Regions from separate parts of the Homo sapiens genome. Here region 2 is linked to region 1. The links are chromatin loops, found by intact Hi-C in ENCODE. Cell type or tissue: Calu3. All regions are shown on one strand. Links, peaks and the distances in the headings refer to the core of each region. The heading gives the core; the rest is flanking DNA.

The links. A loop is a pair of places that touch in the nucleus more often than their neighbours do. Peaks named below come from ENCODE experiments on the same cell type or tissue, not always from the same donor. Only the 100,000 strongest peaks of a DNase experiment are listed, where the experiment ranks them.
Region 2: it touches region 1 in a loop (14-fold over the local background); 6 of 110 quality-filtered maps call a loop at or near these places.

Annotation. Positions count from the first base shown.
Region 1 is chr12:118,400,644-118,409,106 of GRCh38, reverse strand. SUDS3 (SIN3A corepressor complex component SDS3) reads right to left here. Exons shown (of 12, transcript NM_022491.3): 7 at 8,353-8,448; 8 at 7,287-7,348; 9 at 7,103-7,124; 10 at 5,590-5,695. Among named protein-coding and RNA genes, the nearest start is that of SUDS3, 28 kb to the right of the region's middle. RefSeq lists an enhancer at 4,060-4,109. In Calu3, for the core only: CTCF peaks have their summits at 3,812 and 4,024 (motif pointing left); a DNase peak (open chromatin) is centred at 4,006.
Region 2 is chr12:118,833,345-118,841,807 of GRCh38, reverse strand. It overlaps LOC107984472 (a long non-coding RNA gene), which reads right to left. Exons shown (of 3, transcript XR_001749170.1): 3 at 7,169-7,203. LOC105370018 (a long non-coding RNA gene) reads right to left here and starts at 4,319. Exons shown (of 8, transcript XR_945422.3): 1 at 4,218-4,319; 2 at 3,812-4,009; 3 at 862-958; 4 at 78-255. LINC02439 (long intergenic non-protein coding RNA 2439) reads left to right here and starts at 8,272. Exons shown (of 3, transcript NR_134997.1): 1 at 8,272-8,421. In Calu3, for the core only: no CTCF peak of the experiment used is centred there; no DNase peak of the experiment used is centred there.

The DNA.
Region 1 (8,463 bases), core at 78-8,077:
AGTTTTAAAGTTGCTTTTGGCCCTTTATTAGTTGGTAAACTGGCAGGGGACCTTCATTATGCTAAATATGTATTATCACAAGGGCCGAACTGTACAATGCATAAGAAAAGGCTAAGTTCATACTAACACTAACACTTCCCCTTGTTTCTCTCTCACATCTGAGCCAGCTCTCCTATGTAAACAGTCATGTCTTGAGTAATGGTTAAAATAAAAATACAGAGGGAGAATACTCACAGTTGTTCTAAAGGGACTGTAAGTTATTAAAGAGATAAAGACACAAAACAAAATGCAACTACCCTCAAGTCATTCTGATACAACTTTCTAAACACTTTAATAAAGAAAGGTCATGGATGTGGTGTAGAATATTACGAGTGTGGAAACATGCTCCATATACTGGTAGGTAAAAAAAAAAAAACCAAAAAAAACTATGTCAACTATGTTCCTGTGTTTATGATAAAACATACACATGTTACAGCTGGGTGCAGTGGCTCACGCCTGTAATCCCAGCACTGCGGGAGGCCGAGGTGGGTGGATCACTTGAGGTCAGGAGTTCAAGACCAGCCCGACCAACATGGTGAAACCCCCATCTCTACTAAAATTACAAAAATTAGCCAGCATGGTGGTGTGCGCTTGTAATCCCAGGTACTCGGGAGGCTGAAGCACAAGAATTGCTTGAACCCAGGAGGCAGGGACTGCAGTGGGCTGAGATCATGCCACTGCACTCCAGCCTGGCTGGAAGAACGAGACTCTGTCTCAAAAAAAAAAAAAAAACTGGCCAGGTATGGTGGCTCATGCTTGTAATCCTAGCACTTTGGGAGGCCAAGGTGGGTGGATTGCCTGAGCTCAGGGGTTCGAGACCAGCCTGGGCAACAAGGTGAAACCCCGTCTCTACTAAAATACAAAAAATTGGCCAGGCGTAGTGGCTTACGCCTGTAATCCCAGCACTTTGGGAGGCCGAGGCGGGTATATCACGAGGTCAGGAGATAGAGGCCATCCTGGCGAACATGGTGAAACCCCGTCTGTACTAAAAATACAAAAATTAGCTGGGCGTGGTGGCGGGTGCCTGTAGTCCCAGCTACTTGGGAGGCTGAGGGAGAGAACAGCTTGAACTCGGGAGGCGGAGGTTGCAGTGAGCTGAGATGGCGCCACTGCACTCCAGCCTGGGTGACAGTGCGAGACTCTGTCTCAAAAAATATAAATAAATAAATAAAATACAAAAAATTAGCCAGGCATATTGGCGTGTGCCTGTAGTCCCAGCTACTCAGGAGGCTGAGGTAGGAGAATCGCTTGAACCTGGGAGGCGGAGTCTGCAGTGAGCCAAGATTGCGCCACTGCACTCCAGCCTGGGCGACAGAGCGAGACTCTGTCTCAAAAAAAAAAAAAAAACCAAAAATAACACATATACATGTTACATGTGTATCCATGTATCATATCCTCACAAAGGTCTTTTAAAGAAAACAGCTGACTCTGGAAGGCTATTCCAACAATTCTCATGAGATGCATTGTATTTTCCTTCAGTGGTACTTAGAACCCAAACCCAAGAAATTCAACTGACTTAAAAGCGAACACCCAGAGTAAACAATGCAAGCTGGTCTATTACCTCTGGGAAGTGGTCTGGAACTTGGGAATGTGGCCACCTCCCAGATCCGCCTCCTTTGGAATCACTGAATGGTGGTGGCCTGAATGTCCACCATTGGTCCCTATTTGCTCCAAAGTAGAGGTGGCCAACATGCTTCCCAAAGCAGCCAACTTCCAAACCAACTGATCACCAGGTCCCTCCTGAACCGCAGTCTCTGAGACCTTCAAGGGATCCTCATGCACTACACGATGTCTTGGGGGAACCATTATCCCTAGATACCAAATCTATTAAATTATTTGAATTCTCTGAAAAGATAAGTCCTTAGATATTAAAGTGTTCAGGGCTCATACCTGTAATCCCAGCACTTTGGGAGGCTGAGGCAGGAGGATCACTTCAGCTCAGGAGTTTGAGGACAGCCTGGGCAACATAGCAAGACCTCATCTCTACTAAAAATCAAAAAAACATTAGCCAGGCATGGTAATGGAGGACTGTAGTCCCAGCTACTCGGGAGGCCAAAGTGGGAAGATCGCTTGAGCCAGGGGGATCAAGGCTCCAGTGAGCTATGATCACACCACTGCATGCCAGCCTGGGGGACAGTGAGACCCTGTCTCAAAAAAATAAAAAATGAAGTGTTCATATGGGGGGGCGGGGGCGGTTAAAGATGAAACCAAGAAGTATGTGACAACCTTAACATAAGAATTTACTTTTTAATTTCTAAAGAAAAATCAAAGGGGGGGGAAGAAATTTAAAAATATGTTTAGATATAAAATGTGCTACGAAGCAACATCAACAGGGTAGTAAAAATGTGCGTTTTTTTTTTAGGCCAATTAACCTGTTTTACAAGCTGCAACTCAGCTGCTGAAAAAAGATATTTAAATAGCCTCAAAGACTAAGCCCCAAATGTCAAACTGACTCTATTACTTTGTAACTAATGGAAATTCTGACCTGGGAATCTCTACAATTAAGTTCTTAAAGCTTTGAACCTCTACTATTAAACCGAACAAAACTAGAAATTACCACTACTGTACTATTTTCGAAAAGCAATTTCTTAAGAAGGTGGACACAAAAGTGGGGCGAGGAGGTAGGAAAATTAATTTAATTTTGTATCCTACTGAGAATCCTGGTATTAACACTTTATTTCCCCAATAAGTGAGTCCACGTTATAGCTACAGAACCTCAAGGAGTCCCAATTCTACTGGTAAATATTCACTGTTTTAAGTCTTTTGTGTCGACCGAAGGCTGAAGGGGAAAATGCTCTTGAGCAAGTGGGTGGCTTCGTTTCTGACTCACAGGCAGCCCCAGATTTAAAACAAGGAGAGAAAAACAGAAGTCCACCCGTACCATCAATTAGTTATTTTCAAATATCAGCTACTTTTTCACAGTATTTTTTGAGAGATCATTAGTCCAAATCAAAATGTGAGGCAAATTTACATAGCATGATATAGAATGCCTTAAAAGCAGTATAAGACCAAGGCAAAGGGAAGATCCTTATCTTTCAAAATGAAAGGGAGCTTGGCAAGTATTCACACCAAGATGCGATGCCTGAATCCCATTTGTTTTGCTGAAGTCATTTAAAACTCAGGAAGACATCTTCTGCCAAAAATACGGCTGCACCAAAATACTCCATACCCTCTGGAAAGAGCATAAAGCAATGTAGCTGACCTCTCAGCCACAGGCCACGTCTGCCAAAGAAAGAAAAACAAAACCTCCAAACTGATACAAAAGCCAAACATGAGCCTGGTGAGATGGGAGAGGCTGGCACTGCACCAGTGAACACCTCAGCCAGTATTCCCAGGAACACTTTTCAATTGTCATTGGGGAAGAGGGAGACCCACCTTCAACAACTGCATTATGATCTCTGACTGCCAAGGCCAAAAATGAAAAGTATACAGAATAGAGAAAAAAAACAACATTCTCAAAGTATATTTAACAAGAGAATAAGCAATTTCAATTTCACTGAAAAAGTAAAATGCATCCAGTGACATTATTTTCTAAATTTCTGCTGTTAATGTAAGAAAGATGGTGAAAATTCCTTCAAAATGCTTAGGAGTTCTAACACATCAAATCTGATCATTTTGTTTACATTAGGAAACACCAGACATTGTGGATCTCTTCTTTAAAAAAACAAGAATTTTATTTTACTGCATTTTCACCCTCAAGACATGTCTCGTAAAGTCTGAGGATTAAGCTTAGAAAGAGGAAGATTCAAAGCAACACAATTACAAAATGAACATCACTGGAAATATCACATGGCTTTAAGACTCATAGATTTGTAAAAATGTTAGTGATAAATCTCATCATTTTCAAAGATGGTTCTTATGTGTGGGCTTGATCTTTAAAGGTTATTTGGTTTTCATTATTAGAAACATTTTTCATCTCATTTTGCCCTTCTCAGTGTTAAGCTGTTAGAGCCTGCCACCTAGTGGCGATGTGTTCTGAGACATAATGTTAAGATATAACACAAACCGACCTTTCTGAAGAATGCCAAAGAACACCAACTCAGAGGGGAAGAAGTCATCAAGATCAGCCTTAGAGATAAAGCCAGCCTCCAGCATCTACTGGGCAATTAACTCACTGCAACTTAATAGGTGGAAATGATTTACTTCGGCCATGACTAGAACCCTAAGCATTTTTGACAAGTACAATGTTATCGGGTAACCAACCTAACACAATGCTGGGTTTTTTTAAGAATTCAAAATAAATAATCATTACCCCAATTTTGGAACTTTTGGTTAGATACTGAAACTCAAAGGGTCATTATATAGCCATTATAAATGATAATGAGACACCTTACAGTAACCCAGAAAAACATTCTCAATATAACCAAACAGAAAGGCAAAGCAAACCGTATGTCCACTATGCCTTAGAATGAATAGACTATGCCTGCATATGGATAAAGAATAAAAAGAAATATATCAGAATGAAAAGACCTGAGAAATGATGGCAGTATCCATTTCATATCTAGCAGAAAGCGTAATACAGAACAGAAGAAATGTTTGTTGAATGAACAAAAGTATGAGCTTTTAAGGTTCTTTCATACTGTTTTGCCATTACCTTTCCAATGAAAAATGCTAGGCGGTCTGAACGTTTCAAAGAGTCTTCAATGTAAACCAGGAATGCAGGACACAGTGGCTCATGCCTGTAATCCCAGCACTTTGGGAGGCCAAGGCAGTAATATCATGTGAGGTCAGGAGTTCGAGACCAACCTGGCCAACATGGCGAAACCTCGTGTCTACTAAAAATACAAAAACTAGCTGGGCATGGTGGCGGGTGCCTGCAATCCCAGCTACTCGGGAGGCTGAGGCAGGAGAATCGCTTGAACCTGGAAGGCGGAGGTTGCAGTGAGCCGAGATTACGCCACTGCACTCCAGCCTGGCGACAGAGCAAGACTCCGTCTCAAAAAACAAAAAACAAACTAGGAATGTTTTAGGATACAGTTCCCCCAAGCAAGTGTCCTTGACCACTTTTGCAGCTGGATCATGTAAGAAAAAAGGGTATGTGTCATCAAAAAACATCTAATAACATCTTAGAAATTCACAGTGTACATTAGCATATCGCAGGACCCAAAGGGTACTACAAGGGAGCAACCCACTTATCTTAATTAACATGATCATCCCCCAAACTGATTTGACCACAAAATCCTTTAATCCGAAGAGCACCTATTAACCTTAGCACACAGGAGCAGAGGTAAGAGGGGTCAGAGGGGGGACATACACCCCAGCCCCAGTTGGCAGGGGTACCACACAAGATACCAGCCTGCAAATTCTAGTACAGAGACACCAGAATGGAGAAGGAAGGGGAGCAGAACATGGTTTTGGGAAACGCTGCTTTCAAAGATCCACCGGAAGTATTGATTAAATGACTGCTAATACATTTTTTAATGGGTTTCTACTTTTAGTACTATGTAAGTTTAGCAGCAGCCGTGATCTGAAATAACTACAATAGCCCCAGCCCTCTTTCCAAGTGGTTCATATGAGACTCTTACTAGTCCAGGTTTTCCCATAACATACCATCTTTTGTCATAGTACAGTTTGCCATCTTCTATCCGAGCTTCGAACCTCTGGGCTGGAGATTCCGCGGGTGTTGCAGGCAAGTGCTCAGGAGAGGATGGAGATGCTGGAGGAAACCAATACTTACGTGACTAAGAATGTAACAAACACATGCGAGTCTACCAGTTAACATGCTTTAATTGAAACACTATCAGAATGTGGTAATAATCATCACTGAGCCCTTACAGTGATAATGCATGGGATTTCAGCAAAACTCTTGTATATTCCATCTAAACTTGATCATCAAAGCAACCCTGGGAAGTAGGCAAGGCAGATTAGCCTCTCAAATGGAAGAGACACCTGGGTTTCAGGAAGATTAAGGTCAAATGTGCAAATACATAAGGTCACTTAGAGTAGGACTAAAGCCCTGGTGATCAAAGGGCAAGTATTATGAAAATCTCTTAAAAATGCAATCGTTTTCAGCAGGGTGCGGTGGCGCACACCTGTGATTCCAGCATTTTGGGAGGCTGAGGCAGGTGAATCACGAGGTCAACAGATGAGACCATCCTGGCCAACATGGTGAAACCCCATCTCTAGTAAAAATACAAAAGTTAGCTGGGTGTGGTGGCACATGCCTGTTGTCCTAGCTACTTGGGAAGCTGAGACAGGAGAATCACTTGAACCTGGGAGTCGGAGGTTGCACTGAGCCGAGTTCACGCCACTGCACTCCAGCCTGGCGACAGAGCAAGACTCCATAATCCAAAAAAAAAAAAAAGGAATCACTTAAAGAACTACTAACTTTACACTCACACAACTCCCTCACCCCTCCCCATCGTGCCTCAGAAGGTCAGGATGTCTGTGGACCGCAGTGGCCCCCAGGAAGATATTACCTAGAAAAAGAAGACTCTTGTTTTCTTCCACAAGACTCAGTAAGTAGAGGGATGTGTGAGTAATCGAGTAATCGAGTAATCATGGTGCTTTAAACAAAAAAAAGATGTCACCAATTCAGAATTCTAGTTGGCAGCTAGCACTGATGATCTCAAGTGCTGTTCCGGAAGGAACAACTATGAATACTGAGCTGGTTGGTCTCTTCTATGAACTGCGAGTCAGAGCAGCCTTGGAATGCCTTACCAGAGTCAGGCCACGAAAAGCCACGGGAGCAGAACTGCCTAGGACTTGGCTTTAGAAAGCCAGTAATACTTAAAAATCCTTCTGGTTTCATTTTCAAAAATGGATGTGTACTTAAATCTTATGCCTGATGCCTACACAGAAGGAAATCAATCAATCAATCAAATGTCTCTTTTATGATAAATCCTAAGAAAAAAATAAAAACAACAAAGCAGGGGTTATGAAAAAAAAAGAAATCAGGGAGGGGTATAGTTAAGGTCCCCTTCAGTTTTCATGATGACTACTCTTAGGCAAATGATGAACATTTCATTTTTGAAAATTGCAACCATTTCCTGACAGGTATTCACACCCTTTTCCAACAACATGATAAAAAGGTTGCACAAATGCCAACACATCATGCACTCACCTGGTCTCTTGGGTGACTTAAGCTGTAGGAAGAACAACAACAAAAAATCTTAGAGAAAATCATTTCAGGTGCAACTTCAGGTGTCAAAGGTATCATAATGATTAACAAGTAACATGTTAACAAACAAAATCAGAAAACCACAAAAGCCTGAGTTTTCAAATAAATCAAAAAAGTCAAACCGTACCTTATTTAATGTTCTCAGATCCTCCATGATCTGTTCATCTGTTAACAAATAGTTTAGCTGGGGTGTTGAGAGTTAAAGGACTGTATGTGAAAAGTACAGTTTCCAGGCAAAGAGTAATCAACACAATGGTACCAGTATTTTAGAATTTACAAAGTATGATTTTGTTAAATGATGTTTCTACAGTAACAGTTTGCTTCTTAGAAATTTATGATTCTCCTACTAAATGTCATGGTACTTCAATACATAAAAGAATTCACATCCCCCACTGCTAGGATGAGAAGGTGGAATGAGCTTCATTAGGCATCTACAATAACACAGCAAAGGAAACAGTAAAATAAGAATTTCATCATGAATGTATAAAGCGCTTTTGTTCCAAAGATCTAAAGACTTCCACACACACTCACCCAAGGTAAGGCCAATCTTCCCTCAGCAACTTAACTCCTGTTGTGAAGGAGAAGCAACCTGAAGTTATGCCCTTTCCTGATGGTACACAAATGACTAAGCCATTTTGGGCAGAGAGCTATTCACCATCTCCTCGAAAGGAACAGAAACAACGCTTCTCCATCTTTCCTGTTTCCGTTACCATTTTTATGATTAAAGGGCTGCTTTATGTCTGACTGAAATCTCATTTGCTTTAATTTAAAAACAGGTTGCAATCCACTACATTATGGACATAGATAACAGAGGTACATAAAGGTAGATATTACTGCCTTCATTTTACAGTTGGAAGGTGGAAAATTACAGGTGAAAAAATTAAGGCACATCAAGTTTTCAGATGCCCCTGAATCTTGATGTTAGCATTAAAACCAGGCTGAACTTTGCATGCAAAGCACCTTTCCAAATCACAACTCTATACATCTCTCCCACCAAAAGCAGTAGCAAATGAGGACTACCATGATAAAATGAGCAACCCCTGACCTGTGGACAAACATTTAACACACGCTTTCCAGTTAAATGTTACTATTTTCTGTAGGACAACGGCCATGTGTACCCTAGCAAACGGATAAACATAGGATTCCACAGTCTTAAAAAAGAAAGGCGGTTAAGGCTTGATGTAAATGGATATCTGGAGCAGGTTTCCTCCTCTTGTCTGGGATGGGGACGGGATCATTTGGTCGCCTCCGCAACTTTCTGGTCATGATAGGTTTCACCTCCATAGAATCTGTGGCAAGAATGG
Region 2 (8,463 bases), core at 94-8,093, 430 kb before region 1:
AGCCTGTAATACAAAGAGTAACCTCCCTGCGGCCACCCACCCCATAAATCATCTGCTACCAAGGGCTATTGAATTACCTCTGGAAGATGGATGACACTGGGCTGGAAGGCTGCTTGATAAGGTTTCCTTTTGAATAATTTCACGTAGAAAGCTGGGTTTGAGAAATGGGGTCTTTCCACCAGCTCAGCCCCATCCATGTCGTCTCTGCCAGGTGCATTCAAGATAAACACGTTTCCTTACAGGCTGCTGGAGTGTCTGTGATGGAGGAAGAAAACATACTGCCAGGCCTCTGGGAAGTATCTACTTCCACCTGAGGCAAACATGGTGGCTTTGTTTTATTATTATTATTATATGTCATTTATTGTACTAACTTATTAATAGTATCTATCATTTATTAAGCATATTTTATGTGCCAGGCAAAGTATTTGAACTTATGAAGTCCTTAAACAATCATATGAGGGAGGTCCTATTACTCTCTTCATTTGACTGATGAGAAAATTAAAGCTCAGAGAGGTGACATGACTTTCTCATGGTTACAAAACTAGTCAGTGTTGGAGGTGGGACTCAAACCTATGCTCTTAACAGGAGTTGGCAAACTTTCCTTAAAGGGTGAGACAATAAGTATTTTAGGCTTTGCAGGCCATATTGTCTCTTTTGAAACTACTCACCTCTGTTCTTTTAGTGCAAGAGCAGCCACAGACTATGTGCAGGGCTGTGTTCCAATAAAACTTTATTTATACAAACAGATGTGGGGGGGCAGGACCTGATTTGGCCTATGAGCCATAATATGACAACCTCTACTCTTAACAGTTACATGGCATTAATTCTCACCATTTGGGCTTTACAGTTTCTTGTACTTACCTGTTTTCACTTAGAAAATGCATTGGCTCCTCATGGAGTCAGCTGGTTTATTCAATTCATTTATAATTTCTTTATTGCCTTTGTGAAGGTTCTAGCTCTATGGAGAAAATACAGATATCCTGTTAGTCAGAGAAGTAAGATGTGTAATATATTTCAATTATTCATCATTTTAGTGAGGAAAGGGTCTGCTATGCTGCAGTACCAGTAAACCCCCCAAATTTCTGTGCTTTAGCAGAGGGTTTCTCAACTTCAGTGTTATTGACATTTTGGGGCTAGACAGCCCTGTGTTATCCTGTGCATTGTAGGATTTTTAGCAGCATTTCTGCCTCTACCCACTAGATGTCAATAGCATCTCCCTAGTCATGACAACCAAAATGTCTTCAGACATTGCCAAATGCACCCTGGTGGGGAAGGGGGGCAAAATCATTCCCAGTTGAGAACCACTAGGTTAGGACAACAAAAGTTTATTTCTCACTCATGAGAATGCAAATAGGTGCCATCAGCTATCCTTGACAGTTCCCCTGTAATGGTTCACAGGGATCCTAGATGCTTCCATCTATACTCTGCTATCTCAAAGTTCTTCACTTCCTGCCATGCATGTGGAAGAGATAGAGAATGGAGAACTCACCCCCCTCTTGACTTTCTCAGACCAGAAGTGTTGCTTATGCTAGTGGGTCACCGGCCATAGCCTAACTACAAGGGAGAAAGAGCACATGGGAATCTCTCCATGAGGATTCAATTACTCAATAAACATTTAGTGACTACCTATTCTGGTTGACAGTGTGCTAATGCTGGTGATACCTCAGTGGATAAATCAGATTCTCTCTCTATCCATATAGTGTTCACATTCTTGCTTTAATGTGCTCTTTGGGGTTGCAAAAAAAGGGAGCACTCTCAGGTTTGATAATAGGGATTATTGAAAAGATTCATATAAATGTGAGAAATGAGATCAAATTATCTCCACAATTATGGTGGGTCCAAAGCTCCAAAAGCCCCAGGAAGAACCTGAATAAATATCTTGAAGTCTGAACCTAGTTGGTTCTTTTTCCCCTCATTCTTTTGCCATTCATATGTCCTTAAAAAACCGAATACAACTGGATCAATTACCATCCAATAATGAGTCTTTGTTGACCACTTTCACTAAGTTATGCTGTGGTCACAAACAACTCCAAAATGTCCATGGGTTACAACCACAGATATTTATTTGTTGCCTGTGTACATGTCATCTGCAAGTTTTCCTTGAGTCGGAGTTCAGCTCTGTCTTATATCCATATCTTCATTATTCCAGAACTGAATGAAGGACAGTCCCATTCTCAGTCATGAGTCAGAAGAAGAGCAGCAGTATTAGAATCACTGTTAGCTCTTAAAATTCCTTCTCTAGGCATGAAATTAATATCTATGGAAACTCCATTGGCCAAAGCAACTTGTGTTACCAAGTAATGACATCAGCAGGGCAGGAAGTGTATTTATTACCCAGGGAGGGACACCAGGAAGTAGCACTAGTTGATAGATGAATCTATCATTGACAGATGAGTCTATCAACTAGAGAAGGGCTCTGGCATCTAGTAGGTAGAGGTCAGAGATGCTGCTAAACATTCTATAATGCACAGGACAACAAAAAACTATAGAGCCCAACATGTCAAGCAAATACCTTGAATGTAACTTATCACAGCAATTCTCAATTTTGTCCCCAAGGAAATATTTGAGAATGTCTAGAGGCATTATTTGCTGTTGCATCAGGGGTGATGCATCTCTGGTAGAGTCAAAGAATGCTGCTAAACATTGTACGATGCACAGGAAAGTCCCCCACAACAAAGAATTATCTCACCCCAAAAGTCAACAGTGCGAGATTGAGAAACCCTAACCTACCATAAGAAGTAACTGGGTTCCTCCATTCATTCATTCATTCATTCATTTTTCTCATTACTAATCAATGATTTATTGAATGTCTGTTGAATGCCAGACACTGTGCTAGGCCCTGGGGATATAATAGGAGCTAAAATAAACACGATTCCTGTTCAAATGGAGTTTATATTCTACTTGGAGAGACAGACATTAATAAATTAATCAAGTAATTACATAACTGAGTGTTTCATTATAAATTAAAATAAATGGGAGAATGGAACAGATTTTATAATAGCCTGTGGGGAAAAGGGGGAAGGTGGAAGGTTAGGAAAGTCTTTCTCAAGGAAGTGATAAGAATTCTGAAGCATATGTAGGAATTAACTAGATAAAGAGGAAGGGGAAGAGAGTTCTGGGCAGAGAAGTGGGAAGGAGTATGCTGTGTCAGATGGTCTGAAAAGTCCCGTGGGATAAACACACAGAAAGTAAAGGGTAAGTAGTATGTGATGCAGCTTAAGAAGACAGCAGGGACCAGATCACCCAGGGCTTTGTAGACCAGTCTGGAGAGTTTTGTGTTTCTCCTATGAGCAATGAGAAGCCACCAACAGGTTTTCAGCACTGAGGAAATGACGTACTTTGTATTTCAAACAGATCACTTAAGCTGCAGTGTGGAAAATGGCGTGGAGTAGGATAGAACAGATGCAGGGAGGTCTATCAGCAGACTTTCAGTCTTTCAGAGAAGGGAGGATGGGAGCTCAGAGGAGCGCGCTCCTAGGGAAGACAGAGAAAAGTGAATATATCTGAGAATTAATTACGTTCTGAATGGATAAATTCAGAAATTTAGAAGATAGTCTGATGGATAATGGATGTATAAATGGATGGATGGTTGTGAGTTTCAGTGAGACAGAAAATAATGGAAAAGGACCAGGTTTAGGGGCAGGGGAGTAGGAAGGCAATGTAATCTATAATAAAATACCAGCTTAAGAAGTGATTGAGGCAGCCTGGTGAAAATATCAAGAAGGCAGCTGGATATATGTGTCTGCAATTCAGAGGAGAGACAAGGCTGAAGTTATTAATATAAGAATAATCAGGATATAGATGCCCAAACCTCACATGGAAGCCTTTGAGTTGGACCCTAATCCCTGGTTTCATCATTTGTGGCTGGTTTTCCTTGACTCAATGCCAGTAACCGTAACAACTCTATGAAGATAGAACCACTTGTCTGCTTCCCTCAGAATTCACTCATTTATTCCATAGTCTTGGATGTCTGTGTGTCAGACTTTATCCTTGGGGGCTGGTGATACAACTGTAAATGAGAACAGACAAGGTTATGGTCCTGATAGGCATTTAATATTTTATGGCTTCTTCCTTCATATAAATTGTGCAAAACAACTGATTCTTGGTCTTTCCATGTCTGGTCTGGAGTAAATCATCCCACACTGAAGGAAATGCTTGCCTGTAAAATAAACTCAAAATCATAATAGGATAATAGAATTATAGTGTCTCAGCCTTACATTGGTAGGGTCTACTTGGTTCAATGATGTTGAATAGATATCCTCTCACATGCCAACTTTAATTGATTGGTAGTAGCTGCCTGGAGAGTTAGGCAGAGAATGATTCAGCTGGAATAAAAAACCAAAGCAATTGATTAGTGATGTCTGTCAAGGGTTTGATATGGGAGAGTGAAAGGCAATTACCCACTGCTCTAATCTCATTGATCATTTTTATATATTGCTAAATTCTATTTGATAATATTTTGCTAAGAAATTTTTTGTGTGTTTGTGAGAGATCTTGGTCTATTAGTTTCTTTTTTTAAAAAAATTAATATCCTTGGCAGGGCACAGTGGCTCATGCCTGTAATCCCAGCACTTTGGGAGGCTAAGGCAGGTGAATTACGAGGTCAGGAGATCGAGACCATCCTGGCTAACACGGTGAAACCCTGTCTTTACTAAAAACACAAAAAATTAGCTGGGTGTGGTGGCGGGAACCTGTAGTCCCAGCTACTCTGGAGGCTGAGGCAGGAGAATGGCGTGAACCCGGGAGGCGGAGCTTGCAATGAGCTGAGATCGCGCCACTGCACTCCAGCCTGGGTGACAGAGACTCCATCTCAAAAAAAAAAAAAAAATTAATATCCTCATTAGGCTTTCTTATTGGAGTTATGTTGGCCTAATGAAATGAGTTGAAAACAATTCTCTCCTTTATTTTATAAAGGAGTTTATGTGATATTGGCATTATTTTGTTCTTAAATATTTGATGAAATGTGCCTGTAGTTGTAGGGGAGGAAAGGCAGGGAGAGGTTTTAATAGGATAATCCAATATCTTAAATGCAGGGCTATGTAGATTTTCTATTTCTTTTTCTGTTAATTTTAAGTTGTATACTTTGAGGGATTTGTACGTTTCACCTAAGTTGTCAAATTTAACCCATTCCTTTAAAAGGTGAAGAAACTAAAGCTTAGATATGACAATTACTATGCCCCAGACCACACAGTAAATGACAGATCAACAGAACTCAGGTCTTTATGTGCTGAGTTCATTTCTCCTAATCTGCCTCATCCAGATTTATCCTACTTCCAAAGACCACAGGGGGATTTTCTGAGGATCTTTCCAGGAATAACATACGCATGCATTTCAAATGCCCCATGCTGCAGTGTTTAGCATGATCTAGTGATAGAGAGAAAGAGCTGTCCAGGGCAAAACCAACAAACTCGAGCCTTAGATCTTATCAGTCTTACCTGCCAAAGGCTGAGGCTTTTTTAGGAAACTCATGGATCACAAGGAAGAGAAATCTATTCTGTTTGAGTTGCCCTGGAAAGCAGTCAAGGCTGCCTTTCCCTGTGGTGCCCCCAGTTCAGTGTAGGAAGCCAGGCTGTCCATGCAGATTACTATCCCCTGTGTCTGGGCCTGACCACTGGAAGATAAAGTCCCCAGGAACCATCTCTGCCTAACCTGACCTACTTAGATGTGACAAGCCTGATGAGGTTGGGAGTGGAGCTAATGGAGATGGACAAGAAGGCAGGCCTGGGATGGCCCAAGGGAGATAAGCTCACAGGACTTGGCTCAAAACACTCCTGGGGAAAGCTCTCTAGAGCAGAAGCATCTGTTAAATCTGACCACATCAGCGCCCTGCTTAAAACTTTTCAGTGATATCCTTGTGTGCTCATGAAATCATCTAAACTCCTTACTGTGGCCTCCAAGACGTGACCATGTGATGCTTCTTTCTCCATCCTTCCTCCTGACCACTGTCTTTGAGTGAAACTCAACTGTCTTTAGTTCCAAAATGGCAACATGTTTCCCCTTAACCCAGGGCCTTTGCACAGGCTGCTTTCTTGGACTAAAATATGTTGTCCCCTTATTCTAATTTGGCTTCAAGGTTGCAGCTTAAATATCACTTGTTCCAATGGCATTTCCCAACAGCACAAGTCCGTGTCCCTTCTGTGTGTTTCCCTAGCCCATTACACTCACACTATAGTCACACTTACACATTGTTTTGGAACAATTTGCCCATTTATTTACCAGTATTTCCCACTAGACCGTGAGCTACACGGCCTCTGCCTTGAACCCCATAGTCTCATAATCCATTGCTTACTCAACGTCTTCATCTGTATGTCCTGTAACATGATGGACTTAACATATCCAATACTGAACTCCTGATACTCTTACCAAACCCATCCCTCCCTAGTCTTTCTTATCTCAGCAAATGGCAACTCTATCCAATCAATTGCTTAGGCCAAAAACCCTGGAGTTATCCTCAATGCCTCTCTTTTCATTATCTCCCACATCTTATCCATCAGCAACTCACATTTCAAAATATTCCCAGAATCTGGTGTTGCTACCCAGATCGAAGCCACTGTGCCCCCTCACTCAGGTTAATGCAACAGGCTTCTAAGCAGTCTCCTGGTCTACCCTTGCTTCCCTATATTCTATTTATTTTCCCCCTTTGACTTTTATTTTATTTTATTTATTTATTTTGGGTCTCACTCTGTTGTCCAGCCTAAAGTGCAATGGCATAATCATAGCTCACTGCAGCCTCAAACTCCTGGGCTCAAGCAATCCTCCCACTTCAGCCTCCTGAGAAGTTAGGACTTGCAGACACCTGCCACCACACCTGACTAATTTTTTAATTTTTTTGTAGAGATGGGGGGGGTCTTTCTATGTTGGTTTCCCAGGGTGGTCTTGAGCCCCTGGGCTCAATATTTTATTTTTATTTTAGATTCAGGGGGCACATGTGATGGTTTGTTACATAAATATATTGTTTAATGGTGAGGTTTGGGTTTTTAGTGTACTCATCATTCAAACAGTGAACACTATATGCAATAGGTAGTGTTTTAAATCCTCACCATCCTCCCCCATTTTGGAGTCCCCGGTGTCTATTCTTTCAATCTATGTATCTGTGTGTACTCACTGTTTAGCTTCCACTTATAAGTGAGAACATGCGGTACTTGATTTTCTGTTTCTGAGTTATTGCTCTTAGAATAATGGCCTCCAGCTCCATCCATGTTGCTGCAAAAGATATGATTTCATTATTTTTTATGGTTGCATAGTATCTCCATTGTGTATATGTACCACATTTTGTTTATCCAAGCATCCATTGATAGACACTTAGGTTGATTCTGTGACTTTGCTATTGTGAATACTGCTGCGATAAACATATGAGTGCAAGTGTCTTGTTTATATAATGATTTCTTTTCCTTTGGATAAATACCCAGTAGCAAAATTGCTGGGTTGAAGTCAGATCCCATCACTTCTCTACTCATGACCCCCTCAATCTTATTCATGATATAAACCAAATCCCTCCTATGGCCAACATGTCCCTGCATGATCTGACCCAGCTACCTTCTGTCCTTGCCACCTTCTGACCCAGCTACCTTCTGTCTTTCTCCTCCATACTCCCCTTCCCTCATTCCAATCCAGCCACTTCCACCTCCCTGTTGCCCCTGGAACATGCCAAGCATATTCCTGCCTTACAGCCTCCGTACCTGTGACTGCCTCTGCCTGGAATGCTCTTCCTCCAGAGAGCCACAGCATTCCTTCTCCTTTTTCTATCAGGTCTCTGCTCAAATACCACTTTATAAGTGAGGACTCCCCAGCTGCCCTATGTAAAGTATCAGTCCTCTAGCCCCTCCTTCCCTTCCTCCTCCATCCTCCTTTATTCTTTTATTTTTCTCCATGACACAGATCATCACCTGACTTATATATTCCATGTGTATCTATTTATTGTTTATACTTCATCTCCCCATACTAGAATGTAAGACCCCTGAGGGCAGGGCCTTCTGGTCTTTCACTGATGTAACTCCAGTGAGTAGAATCATCCAACCACACTGCTGATTGAAAGACATAGACTCCTGGGAACATGACCCATTGACGGGCACAGGCAACCTCAATGCCACAAAAATGCTAATTAGAAATAATTAAGTAATGGAGAGCCAGGCTCAAACAAAAGAACACCCACCCCAAAGGGTCAAAAGTAAAACAAAAAGAACTAAATACTATGTGGGTGAACTCCAGCTGAGACCAGGGCAACCCGGGGGAGTTCAGACACAGAACACAAGCTCCGAGCGGCTGAGGGCTGGAGTTCTAATGTCACTATGGCAACAAGGGACATGGATTTGGGGCTCTGCAAAGAGGGGAGCCGAATGTGAGACTTGAATAAAGTGAGGTCTCTCAAAGGGAACAGAAGCAGAAAGGTTTCCCACTAGCACAGATGAGTCTGGGCTCTCGGTGGGTCTTTTAGTCTGGGTCCCCCCAAAGCAGACTCTGAAA